Linked DNA regions of Homo sapiens: all the other regions are linked to region 1. Evidence: chromatin loops called from intact Hi-C (ENCODE). Cell type or tissue: Caco-2. All regions are shown on one strand.

Region 1 (4,000 bases):
TTTCCTTTGAGATGAAGAGGGAAAAGGAGCTGATTCTGCATTCCATTCCAGCTCATCATGTTAAAAACACCTGAATACATCCATTTTAAATTTTTTCCCATACAAAGTAAAAGGCTGAAATGGAAAAAAATAATAGCTTCAAACCATAGTCTCCCTTTACTGCAACAAAAATCTCCCTTGAAAATGTTTCTTTTTTCTTCCCCTTTCCTTAAAAGGAGGAAAATTGTTAGTTGGAACACTGCTTACCAAGGGGTATGTTTTGTACATGTTTCTAAATGCCAATCAGAAGTTTTCTGAAGCCAATGGTAACTTATATTTTAGTCAATCTCCATGAATGCCTGGGGAAATATGTAAAACATTAATCAGGGTAACCACAGTTGCATAATTATCATCTGAATGGAAAAGAAGTAAATATAGAAGAGCAACCAGAGATTAAAATTAAGTTAGTGATGTGTCTCAAAGCTCAATTAGCTTCTATCTACGCAAGGAACCAAACTTTTACAAAGAATGGGGAAGGTTGGGGGTTAATTTTGAAATTACAGACTCAAGGAAAATTATTTTTATCTTTTAAAAATTAAAAAAAAAAAAGGAAATCTATACCAATTTCTGTTACAATTGTCAAACATGTTCAGATTTTTCCAAAGTACGTCATATAATCTATGGAAAAGATCTCTGTTTAGGGAAGTTAAGGCAGCTAGGTCCATTCTCTTCATCACTAAGGAGCTGAGTGGCTTTAATGTGGGGTAGTGGAAAAGGTATGGGCATTGGCAGTACAAAGGCTTAAATTCAAAACCTATCTCTGCCTCTTGCTGTGTTTCCCTGGGCAAGGTCCTCAACCTCTCTGAGTATCAGTTACCCCACATGTGAAATGGGGATAATAGCTATCTGTCAGGGCTAAGATTAAATGAGATAAGGTACTGAAAGCTATTAGCACAGAGTTGGGACCAGTGTTTGTTTTCTTTCTCCTTTTCCTTCTCTGAACTGATTAGGTTTTTTTTTTTTTTTTGAAGGACTTAGGGCAGATAACTTAAATTCCTTTAATACTCTAAAAGCCTATAATGCTGGTAATGTACACTGAAGGAAGAAAAACCTCAATTTTCAGTAATTTGTGCACCTACAAGACAAAGCGCTACTTCATTCAATCTGAAAACCAACTCCCCAGAGCCTAATAAATAAGTGTTAATACATGTCATCCTGCAAAGGACACAGCCTTACGCAGTTCCATAAAGGATTTTCACAGATTTGAATTACTTAATTTTAAGGTGTTAGCTTAGGAAAAGAGTATCAGCAAATAAATAATGATAAGCAATAACTTCCGATGAGAACAGAATTAAAGATTTCTTTTTATTTTCCTTTAATATTCTTCTAGGTAAAACTATGTTTCAGCAACTTAAATCAGAGGATATAAAAAATGGATAGGAGGTGAGAAGTCTAACTGGTAGATCATTTTCTTTGGGATCATTTCCCACCACCACTTTTTTTTTTTTCTTTTCATACTTCCAAACCCTGGAGCTGCTCCCTTCTAAAAGCTACTGTTCCCAAGCTGCCACTCTTGGCCCAAGGACCCTCCGCCAAACTCTGTGCTCTTTCCAGGTTCCTAAGGAGACCTCCAGCTTCTGTGGTCTCCTTCCCCTTGTCCGGAGTCAATACATATCCATCATTCTCTTCTTATGCTTAAAGTTAACTAATCAGAACTAATTACCTAATTAGATTTCTGGGAAAAGGTTTCAGCATTTACTTAGAAATTCTTTAAGAACAAGAAAGAATGTGCCCAAAATTAGCAATCTCAACACCATTTCCATCTTTAAGAAATGTAGGCACATACAAATAAATAAGAACTTGTCTTTGCCCCCATTTTTTTCTGTCTTGAATAATAAAGAACATGATAAAGTCATGAATGCCAAATAGGCTTCTTTTTGAGTAAGCATTTTCAATAAGCGAGTTGGTGCAAAAGTCGGCAGGATGGGAATTGAGAAAGCTACACCCGCGTGACAGGCAAGGCAGTGTCAGGCAGGCAGCCTCTCAATGCCCTTCCACACCAGACTGGAGCAGTGGCAAAGTCCAAAGTTCTTTCAGAAGATTTATATCAGCCCAGAGCAGCACACAGACACATGCTAATGGGCCATTTGCTCACAGAATGTAACTCCATGGGTGATATGCCAGAGTTAACTGAGAATTATGGAGCATGAATCACAGAGAATGAAGATCATCAGGTGAAATCAGGAAAAGGCACCCAAGAACCAAGCCTAGATTTTCTAATGGCATTTCCATAAAACTTCTGGCAAATATTCACCATCCCAACAAACAGAAGAAACACTCTCTCTACAAAATGGAACAAGGAATTAGTCTCTGCAATTTCTGCCATCCCTGAGCAGAGAGCTTGCTACTCGAGGATGGGCAAAAAGGCTTTTTCAGCCACAGACACTCCAGACTGAGAAGGCTGAGGCTGTTAGAGTGGAAAGGGACGTGTGTTTCTCAAAGGCAAAATGTTCTACTAAATTCCCTAATATAACATATACCCGCTAGAATTAATAAAAGGAATGAAAACACCCTAGATTACACTTAATTTTCTGACACAGACAGTGATAAAAGCTGAAAAGTACCTATCAACTGAGGCCACACAGCTCAATATGCCTCCCTAATGACATTTTATCAAAGAGGATTTGTACGTGTCAAACACGGAATAAATAGCATTTTGGTCCTGAAGACACTTCCTCAGCTCCTGCCCATACTAAAGAGAAAATACATTGTCGAGGGTATTTAGACACTTTTTCATAGTGAGGCCAGGTTCTCAAACTAGAGAATGAAATAAACCATATGAATGGCTCAGAGAGCTACTTCAATGAATTTCGAAGAGAAATGTCTTTTTCCCTTAATGAAACACTAGTTGGTATTCCTTTAAAAGAGGCATTTAGAACCTAAGATAAATCTCCTTGCAAGTCAAAGTCTTGGAGGAAAATATTACAAATTGTATCCTATGTTCAATAATAAAAAGTAATTATTGAAGCCATAATTTTAGCTGGGACAAATGTTAAAGTTAAGTTCAAAAAACATCAAGAAATGATGGACTTGAAAAGGCCAAGGTAGAAAGGAAGGAAGGGAAAAAGAGGTCTGGAGCGTCCTGCCCTTTCCCCAATGCTATGATCTGAATATTTGTCTTCCCCAAAGATGTATGTGTTGAATCTAACCCCAAGGTGGTACTAACAGGTGGGACCTTTAGGAGGTGATTAAATCATGAGGGTAGAGTCTCATGAGTGGGGTTAGTGCCTTACAAAAGAGGCACCAGAGAGCTGCCTTGCCCCTTCTACCATATAGAAACACAAGGAGATGACATTGTCCATGAGCTAGGAAATGGACTCTCACTAGATAACGAATCTGCCAGTGCCTTGACCTTGGACTTACCAGCCTCCAGGACTGTGAGAAATAAATTTCTGTTATTTATAGCCTACTTAGTTTATGGTATTTTGGTTATAGCAGCCCAAATGATCTAAGACACCCAACCTTAGTAATCCCCCAGATTCTCCCAACCCCACACCAGAAGTGTTCCCCTTGCCCTCTAAGAGAAGGCTTAGTACCATAGTATAATTTCCTGTTTACTCATTTGCCTTCCCCAGAGACTGGGATGCTGTGAAGACAGAAAAAGACGTCTTCCCCATTCACCAATTTATCTGCAGCTCCCAACACCATGCTTGGAACGCAGTCAATACTGAAGGGTAAGGGAGGGAGAAGAAAAACCATACGGCAGCGTAATAGAAGGAGAGGATATATAAAAGTATTTGTTTTTAATTTCCTTAACAATTTTTGTTCCTAGTCTAGTCAAGCAGAAGGCAATGTGTTTTCTATCACGCAAATACAGAGTTTCAGGGCCCAGGTCACTAAAAAATAAGTGAACTGGCTACAGCTGACTCTTCAGTGGTCCTCTTAATTCACATACTGAGTCCTGAAGAAGATACTCTAATATAAAAAGCTCCAGGGAACCTGTGGTGATTTCTAGACTCGG
Region 2 (4,000 bases), 56 kb after region 1:
TGAGAAGCAAAAAGCCTTTCCTTTCCTCAGTCAATACCACCACGCCCTGCTTTTCACCTGACAAGATGATGAGAACTTGAATTATCTCCTGAATATCTTGATGCTCAGTGCTCAGGCCAACTCTGCTAAAACATAACCTATCTCTGAAGGATTTGTTCATGAGCTGAGCAACTAAATCTTTTCTCACCAGACAGTTGACCAAAGGAACCGATAATGTTTGATATCTTTAATATTCTCCCCAGCAATGCCAAGCAAAGCACTGAAACACGTTTTGTTTTTTTTATACATTAGCAACTATATAATTTGACTTACAGTCTTCCACCTCTTAGTTATTCAACCGTGTTTATTGACTGTCCATTAGTGCAGAAAGTTGCTCTGAGTGTTAGGGAAGGAGGTCTGAAACTAGCAACTGTGCTTCTCAGTGTTGTACCTCAAAAGAAATATTGCTAGCCTGGAAGACAGAAAACAAGTGTTCTTCTAACTCCACCCTGACATGGGATCCTGAACAATGCATTTAAACTCACTGTGAAATTGGAACAATATAACAAACAGCTAATATTTATTAAGTTACTTTATGCTTGGCAATGTACTAAGTGCTTTATATGCATTATCTTATTTTATTCTCACAGCAACCCAGTAAAGTTCATATTATCATTATTCTTTTTGTTTTATACATAAGTGAGACTTGAAATGACACCTCTCTTAGTCCAGAGCCTGGGGCCTTAACTTCCATTCCCCAGGGTTAGAATAAACATCTAACTAGTTAATATATACAAAAATGCACTTTCAGCTTGTAACAAATATAAAGTGCTCCTTTTTTAACTGTAAAATAAATAAAAGGTTGTATCTGATTCTTCTTTACTTCTTATTCGTGCTTGGCATGAATAAGTGGGTGACTGAGCAGTGTTTGTTGGACAAGACATTCGTATACTTGTGCTACCTTATCTGCAGCCTCACTGACATACCTCATTTAATCTCCATGTCCACTGAACTTGCCTAAAGTATTGCTATTTACAGAATGGGAATTTGATATTATTTATGTGTTTAAATAAAGTGTTCTTACCTCTAAAATTCTGACTGAAGTTACTTCACAATTTTGAGTACATACATAGATACAAAAGGCTAAACCGTTGTATTTAGCAATTTCTACTCTGTTAAGTGGAGAACCCACCCTACAATACTGTCATGGTGACTGCAGAGGGAAGAGAGTACAAAAATGCCATGGGTGCACTAGACAATGCTCATTCAGGGGGAATAATAAAGAAAGACATCCCAGAGCAGTTGTTACTAGGAGGATTTTGAAGGAAAGGAATTGCAGGTGCCTGTGACTGTCCTACTAGGATAAGATGCACCAACTCTGCTCTCCTGTAAAAGAAAACTTTTACAGTTTTATTCTCTCTTATCTCTCTTTGTGGCCTAACGTTGTCAAAATAACAATGAAATATTTCTTTTAAACATTTATGGTTTTTGTCTCTTTTTTTAAAAATAGCCATAAAGTTGTATACAAGGCATTGAATCAGACATCTTTTTTGCAGTACATCAGACCCGCCTGTTTCTTTTCCAGCTGCTGCTGTGCACCAGCTCCCATGACTCCACACAGCTCCAGCCTGACAGGGCTTTGCCTCAGGCCCATGGCAAGAGACTCCACCTGGTGTTCGTGCATGTGCAACCCAGAAATGCAAGAACACTGGCACTCTGTGGAGTGAATCTTCATCCAGCAGCAGATGGTTGCATGTGGATAGTCTCCTTCCGTCTTCCTATGGATGATCTTTCGATTCTGATTATAGAGCTTCCCAGGCAGTCCTGTGGCAACCTGCTGGAAAATGCTTTATTGTATTGACTCTCCATCCTTCCCAGCCTCTCTCCCCTCATCCTCTGCTACTGCTTCCTTCAACTGTGTTTCCAATCAGTTAATAGCCCACATACCCTCTCTCACAGACACTTTCTAGAGGACCCAGTGTATGACAAACATTGAGGATGGAAAGTCAACGTTTTAGCAACAACTATCCTTAATATGAGGTCCTTATTTTGGACTCATGGATGCCAAACAGGACAGAGAGAAATGTGAAAGTGGACTACCCTAATGTATAAAAATCATGTTTCTGAATAATATTTAATGAAAATGATCTGGGTTAGTGCCCGTAATATTAAAGATGAATAAAAAGTGGGTCATCTATTTTCTGTGATCTACTTTTATGTAAAATATGTATTTATCTGTATGCAAGAGTGACAGGAAAGAGAAACAATAAAATGTTAACTGTGGTTATCTCTGCGTGGTGCTGTTATGGGTCATTTTTGTATTTCTCTTTATGCCTTTCTGTAATTTTCCCAATTGTCTATGACCACGTTCTACTTTTAAAATTAGAGAGAAAAAGAATAGCCATTAGTAGTGAACCTAAAGAGTCATTTATTCCTTCCTTTAAGTTTTTTTCTTCATAAACTGTGTGTTTATGGCCGATAAAGCACAGTGCCATTCAGATCCTCGTCTTTTTCACACATCAGGAGTTGGTATGGTTTCTGCTGCAATTCAATTGCCAACTGAAGCCCAGAGATGGGTTCACACTTCAGGTCTGTGGGAGCTGCCATGGCTGTGAGGCAGAGTTCACATTTACTGGTGGGAGGATGATATTACTGACAATGATGAAGGGGAAGAGCACTGATTGAGTACTGACAGCATAAAGGTGTTGTCAGACCACAGAGTTGGACACAGTCTCAGGGTCTAGATTTAATCCACATTTCTAGGAGGCATCCTGACAGCCCTTGGCATCACTGTCAATTGGTGATGATTGATAAGGAGAAACAGGCAGAGAGGCTTTTCTGGTATCCTTTAGCACCACAATTACTTTACATATGGCTGAATTAGGTGGATGCCCCTAATCACCTAAGGACAGTGGGAAGATTGTGCCAAACCTCAGAATATAACTGAAATTCCACCACTTTTACCTCATTGTGATGGAGTAAGCAAAACCTACCTAGGTTTGGCAGAGTCCCTCAGTGTGTTCCTGGGAAGATATTATATTCTACCATTATTAGTCCTTATCATTTTGTCTTGAATATCGACTGTTTCCTTCTTTAACCATAAAATAAGAGAAGGTTAAAAGATAATGAGTAAAGAAGAGAGAGAATTTTACAGATACTCTACAGGAACAAGCTATTGCCTGCTATAAAGAGAGTAAAGGGGTTATGTAATAGGTAACAAAATAATTTTAAATATCTATCTTTGTATCTCACATTACCTTAGATCTGTTTGACTGCAAAGTTCAGAGGGAGATGGCTCCCAATTCATCACTCCTCTCTGTATTTGTTCCCTTTGCCATGTAACTTTATAGTTGCTCCCTCTAAACTTTGAACTCGGCCGTAAGTCTTGCTTTTACTAATTACATATGAGCTGAAGTGATAGCCCTGAGTTACTTCCATTTACTCTCCTGCCCTTTTGACACTGTCATAAGAACATGCCCCCAACTGGCCCAGTTATCCAAGGAGGATGAGCAATTCTTAAAGCTGAGCCTCCTCAGACGAGTGCGGACTAGATCAGATGGGCTTCAGCTGACCCATAGGTACACAATCAGAATAATGATCGGTTGTTTCAAGTGGTTGTTTCGAGCCACTAAATTTAGAATGATTAATTGCAGAGCTCTTTCTCTGCATTGATACAATAGTGTTTCTCTTTCTATATCCTAAATTCATTTCCATTTATTTATGTTATAAAACTTTTTTTAGTAGCAAAATATTTGTCATGTGATATGTGATTTATTTATAATATTCATTTGAATAAATGTTTCCTCACAATTGTTCCCAAGCTACCTTTCCCGGTTTAACTCCTTATTGAGTTGCACTGTGTGTCTTTCAAAAAAGATATGTGGAAGCCCTATCCTTTGGAACCTCAGAATATAAACGTATTTGGAAGTAGGATCTTTACAGACATCATCAAATTAAAATGAAGTCATCAGGGTGGACTCGAACAGGACTGGTGTCCTTATAAAGAGGTGAAATTTGGACA
Region 3 (4,000 bases), 60 kb before region 1:
ACTCATCTCGGAGGGAGGGCATTAATCTTTTCAAGAAGGACCCACCCCCATGACCCAAAGGTTTCCTATTAAGCCTCACCTCCAACATTAGGATCAAATTTCAACATGAGGTTTGGAGTGGACCATAGCACCCCCACATGTAATACCTAGCAAAAGAGGCATGCTGAAACTATAGCACCAATTTTTGTATGGTATTGAAAAAAAAAAAGTCTGGATGATTACACACTCAAAAATAAAAGAAGAGGGATTAGAATAGTGAAAGAGAAAGATAGTATATTTTATTTCATATTCTTCTTTATTGTTTGAAGGTTTTTAAGTAATTATTTATAATCTGGTAATTTAAACAGTCTTTTAAAGCCTCAAAGTCGATGGTGGCCTAGTGCTTTACCCCACTGTCACATCACCCCACCTCCCTCCCCAGGTGGACAACAGCTGAAGTCACAGTTAAAAAATATCCCCACTTCTCTATGCCACACAATTCATCACCTCTGTCTTCAATGAATCCACTTTTTAAAATATGTGGAAAGCCAAAAAGGTGGTAATCGATGTTTTATGGCTGCAAACCTGAGGGCACATGGATTTGAATTACATCTAACTTAGCAGTCAACTTCTAAAGTCATTATGTCCCCTATACACACGGCTGTCACGTGCCTCGTAAGGTGGCACTTGGGAAGTAGTGGCTCTTACAGAAGCCAGAGCATTGGATGGGAAGACTTGAGTGCAAGTTCTTTCTCTGTTACTTTCTAGGCAGATAACCCTGAACAATTTCTGATTAATCCCTGAGGTTCAGCTGTAAAATAAAATAAAATACCCAGAGGATATCACTACTTAGTTCATTTACCTTGTACGATGATTACAGAAAACTCAATGATCAATATGAAGCCTTTTATATAGAACAAAAGCATTTCAGTTATTCTTATCTCCTGTGTATATTTCACCAACTGGAGATCCCTTTCAGGAGGACCAGATGTTAAAAATGCAAATATCCCTGAAGTATAGCATCGTTTGTCACCCTAGCTTCTACTGCTTTAATCAAATAATCTGGCAACTAGCTAAGTATGATTTCGTGTTCAGAGTGCAGGAGTTGACAGGAGGTAGGGAGTTGCATTTGGAAGCAGGAGGGCAAGAGTGGGTAAGGTATGGGAGTCAAAAGCACTTAATGTCCAGGCAGAACTGAGAAGAAAAAGGAATGAGAGAGATACTCAAATCCTAAATGGATGAGCAGCAGGAACAAGACAGGAACTGGGGCCCAAACAACTCCCAGAGCTGTCTGCAAGGCTGAAAATCATAGCCTTCATGGGCACCACCCTATCCTCTTGTTGGAAAGAGAAAAAGAAAGGTAGACACAGGGACTCATGGAAATTTCTGCCTCTTCTCTCTCCATCTTTTTGTAACTGTTTAGATCAAGAGCAACAGTTCAAGAATTCCAAGATTACCTTGAAACTGCACTCCAAAGTGAGAATACCATACTCGTTTTAGAAGTTAAAGAGGCAAACTATCCCCCTTGTTTTATTGGTGAGAACTCTCTTGGGTTAAGTGACTTCCTCAGAGTCACTGCCAAATGGCTACTTACTTGCAGACCCAGTGGATGGGACCCGGAGCTTTCAGCTACTGAAAGGGTTGCTGCTGCTGACTCCGTTTTAAACATGTGTGGAGTCAATGATGTCTGAAAATCATTCAAGGGCCACAAGCAATGGGAAAGATACATTTAATCCACTGTCTTATAATCCTGGAGAAAGCCACTGTCTTGACAAGTGATTAAAGAAAACGCATCTTTTAACTTCTTTTTACAAGAAAAGAATATGCAGACTAGTAAGCGTTTTTAAAATATTTTAGAGGCTGCCATATACTATATCTCTTGGCTTCTGAATTTTCTGAAATGCTCTGCCCCAAAGTAAGAATCCATCAGAGCTTGAATCCTCCAAGAAACTCCTCATTGTCCTAGTTTTGCGATCACAATATGACCTATTTCTGTCCATTCCCTGCTTCATTCTGCTTGAACTATAAAGAACTTGAATTCTCTGATTCCATGGCTCTGACTCTTGGCTTTGCAAGTAGAAAAAAAAATAAAAGGGAATCTTCTATTCAGTCTAGGTGCCTTTTAATAGGAAGCCTACATAAGTCTTTTTCTTCCACCTTTTTCTTTTCAACACAGACAAAAAAGAAAAATTCAGTAATAAGTTGCATGATAAGCAAAAGTAACTCCATGTCTTTTAATAAATATTATTTAAAATGCACCTATACTGCATACAGAATATCTTAAAATTCTGATTATTCCTATTTCCCCTTGAAAAGTGACTGAGTAAAGGAAAGGAAACTTCAAGTTGCCTCTCAAGTGCAATAGTAGGATAAAAAAGCAGTTACTTTGCACTGGGCCAGTGAATGCTGACTCCAGAAAGCTTCAGTTCCCAGAATTATTAAAGAATTATTATACTTTTACTCAGTAATCTAAATAAGAAGTGAGTCAATATAGGTCCCTATTTCTAAGTCTTGAGAGTAAATAGCCAATAGAAAATAAGACTCCAGTTTCTGATGAAGCAGGGATAGAGGCTGGGTTCCTCCAGACTGTACAAGGAAAATACACTAGCGGGCTGCGCCTGGTCCCAGCAGAGTGGGTTAGGAGCAACAGGCTTCATGCTTATTTATTTGGATGCCCTTTGGTGGAGAGCCAGCCATGGTCAAATAAGGTCACATCTATTATATCCACCATCAACTACAACCATCCTGATGGAGGCAATGAAAGGAAGAGATGTTGTCCTAAAGGAAAGGCTGGGCTTTCGGACAGGTAGATGGCTGGTTGAAATGTTTCCTTCTTTGTCTACCGCATCCAATAAGTAATACAGACATTAAGTGTGTTCAATTCACATGGAAGGCGGTTAGAAGGATTAGGATCAACTCTTTCCCTGGTTTTTAATTCCTTTAATTCAGAAAGCAGCTTGCACAAAAACTAGGCTGAAGTCTGCAATATTGTACAGGATTGTTTTTGCCTACACAATATTCATTACCCTGGTATTGCTGAAATAACATCACGTTTCTTTAGAAAGCAAATATGTCCAACCCCATGTCATTTCACTTACGACAACTCTATGAGGTAGGTTTAATTAGCCACTTTTCACATTTCAGCAGATAGGTAAACTGAAGCTTCAAAGAAAAACTACTTGCTCAGAATCACATAGCTAGTATATGATGGAGCCTCCATGACTCTGGTGTTCAGTACTGGTTGTCTGCAATATTATGTTGCCTACCCAAGAATTACTGTGTGTTTTAAACTTTCTCACCAACATGGATATGGCTTGAGAGCTAGACCATAAGCTGAAAGGGCTTAGTAATGCATAAAAGAAATATACACATCCCCACAAATAAAGAATGGCCCGGCCAGGTATGGTGGCTCATGCCTGTAATCCCAGCACTTTGGGAGGCCCAGGCGGGCAGATCACGAGGTCAAGAGATCGAGACCATGCTCGCCAACACGGTGAAACCCGGTATCTACTAAAAATACAAAAATTAGCTGGGCGTGGTGATGCATGCCTGTAGTCCCAGCTACTCAGCAGACTGAGGCAGGAGAATCAATTGAACTCAGGAGGTGAAGGTTGAAATGAGCCAAGATCATACCACTGCACTCCAGCCTGGTGACAGAGCGAGACTCATCTCAAAAAAAGAAGAATGTCCCTTAATCTATGTCACTCAAGCTGCTGCAGACATGCCAAAGTCCTGCATTCCAAAGCACAGACACAATTTTAGCCACACGTCAAATGAGGGCTAAAGTAAGGAGTTGCCTGTCAGAATGAGAAAATGTCTACCTGCAATTAAAGCACAGGTTTAAAAAGGAGTTAAAAAAATGAAGAGGAAGAAGACTAAGGTAAAAACAAAAAACAAACAACAACAACAAAAAACTGTTATACTCATTGTGTACACCTAGGGAGTCACTGATAATAGGGCCAAAGTTTCTAACTTAACCATCAACCTAAGGGCTTTCTACACTTTCTCAGCAAAAATTTCT

What was found. Hi-C counts contacts between places; a loop is a spot of excess contacts. Peaks named below come from ENCODE experiments on the same cell type or tissue, not always from the same donor. Only the 100,000 strongest peaks of a DNase experiment are listed, where the experiment ranks them.
Region 2: it touches region 1 in a loop (2.1-fold over the local background); 4 of 110 quality-filtered maps call a loop at or near these places.
Region 3: a loop joins it to region 1, with 2.0 times the contacts of the local background. A loop is called at or near these places in 3 of 110 quality-filtered maps.

Annotation. Positions count from the first base shown.
Region 1 is chr11:92,265,059-92,269,058 of GRCh38, reverse strand. All of the region lies in intron 1 of FAT3 (FAT atypical cadherin 3), which reads right to left. Among named protein-coding and RNA genes, the nearest start is that of FAT3, 42 kb to the right of the region's middle. In Caco-2, no CTCF peak of the experiment used is centred here; a DNase peak (open chromatin) is centred at 2,028.
Region 2 is chr11:92,209,428-92,213,427 of GRCh38, reverse strand. No RefSeq gene overlaps it. Among named protein-coding and RNA genes, the nearest start is that of FAT3, 13 kb to the left of the region's middle. In Caco-2, a CTCF peak has its summit at 1,623; a DNase peak (open chromatin) is centred at 1,627.
Region 3 is chr11:92,325,303-92,329,302 of GRCh38, reverse strand. All of the region lies in intron 1 of FAT3 (FAT atypical cadherin 3), which reads right to left. Among named protein-coding and RNA genes, the nearest start is that of FAT3, 100 kb to the right of the region's middle. In Caco-2, no CTCF peak of the experiment used is centred here; no DNase peak of the experiment used is centred here.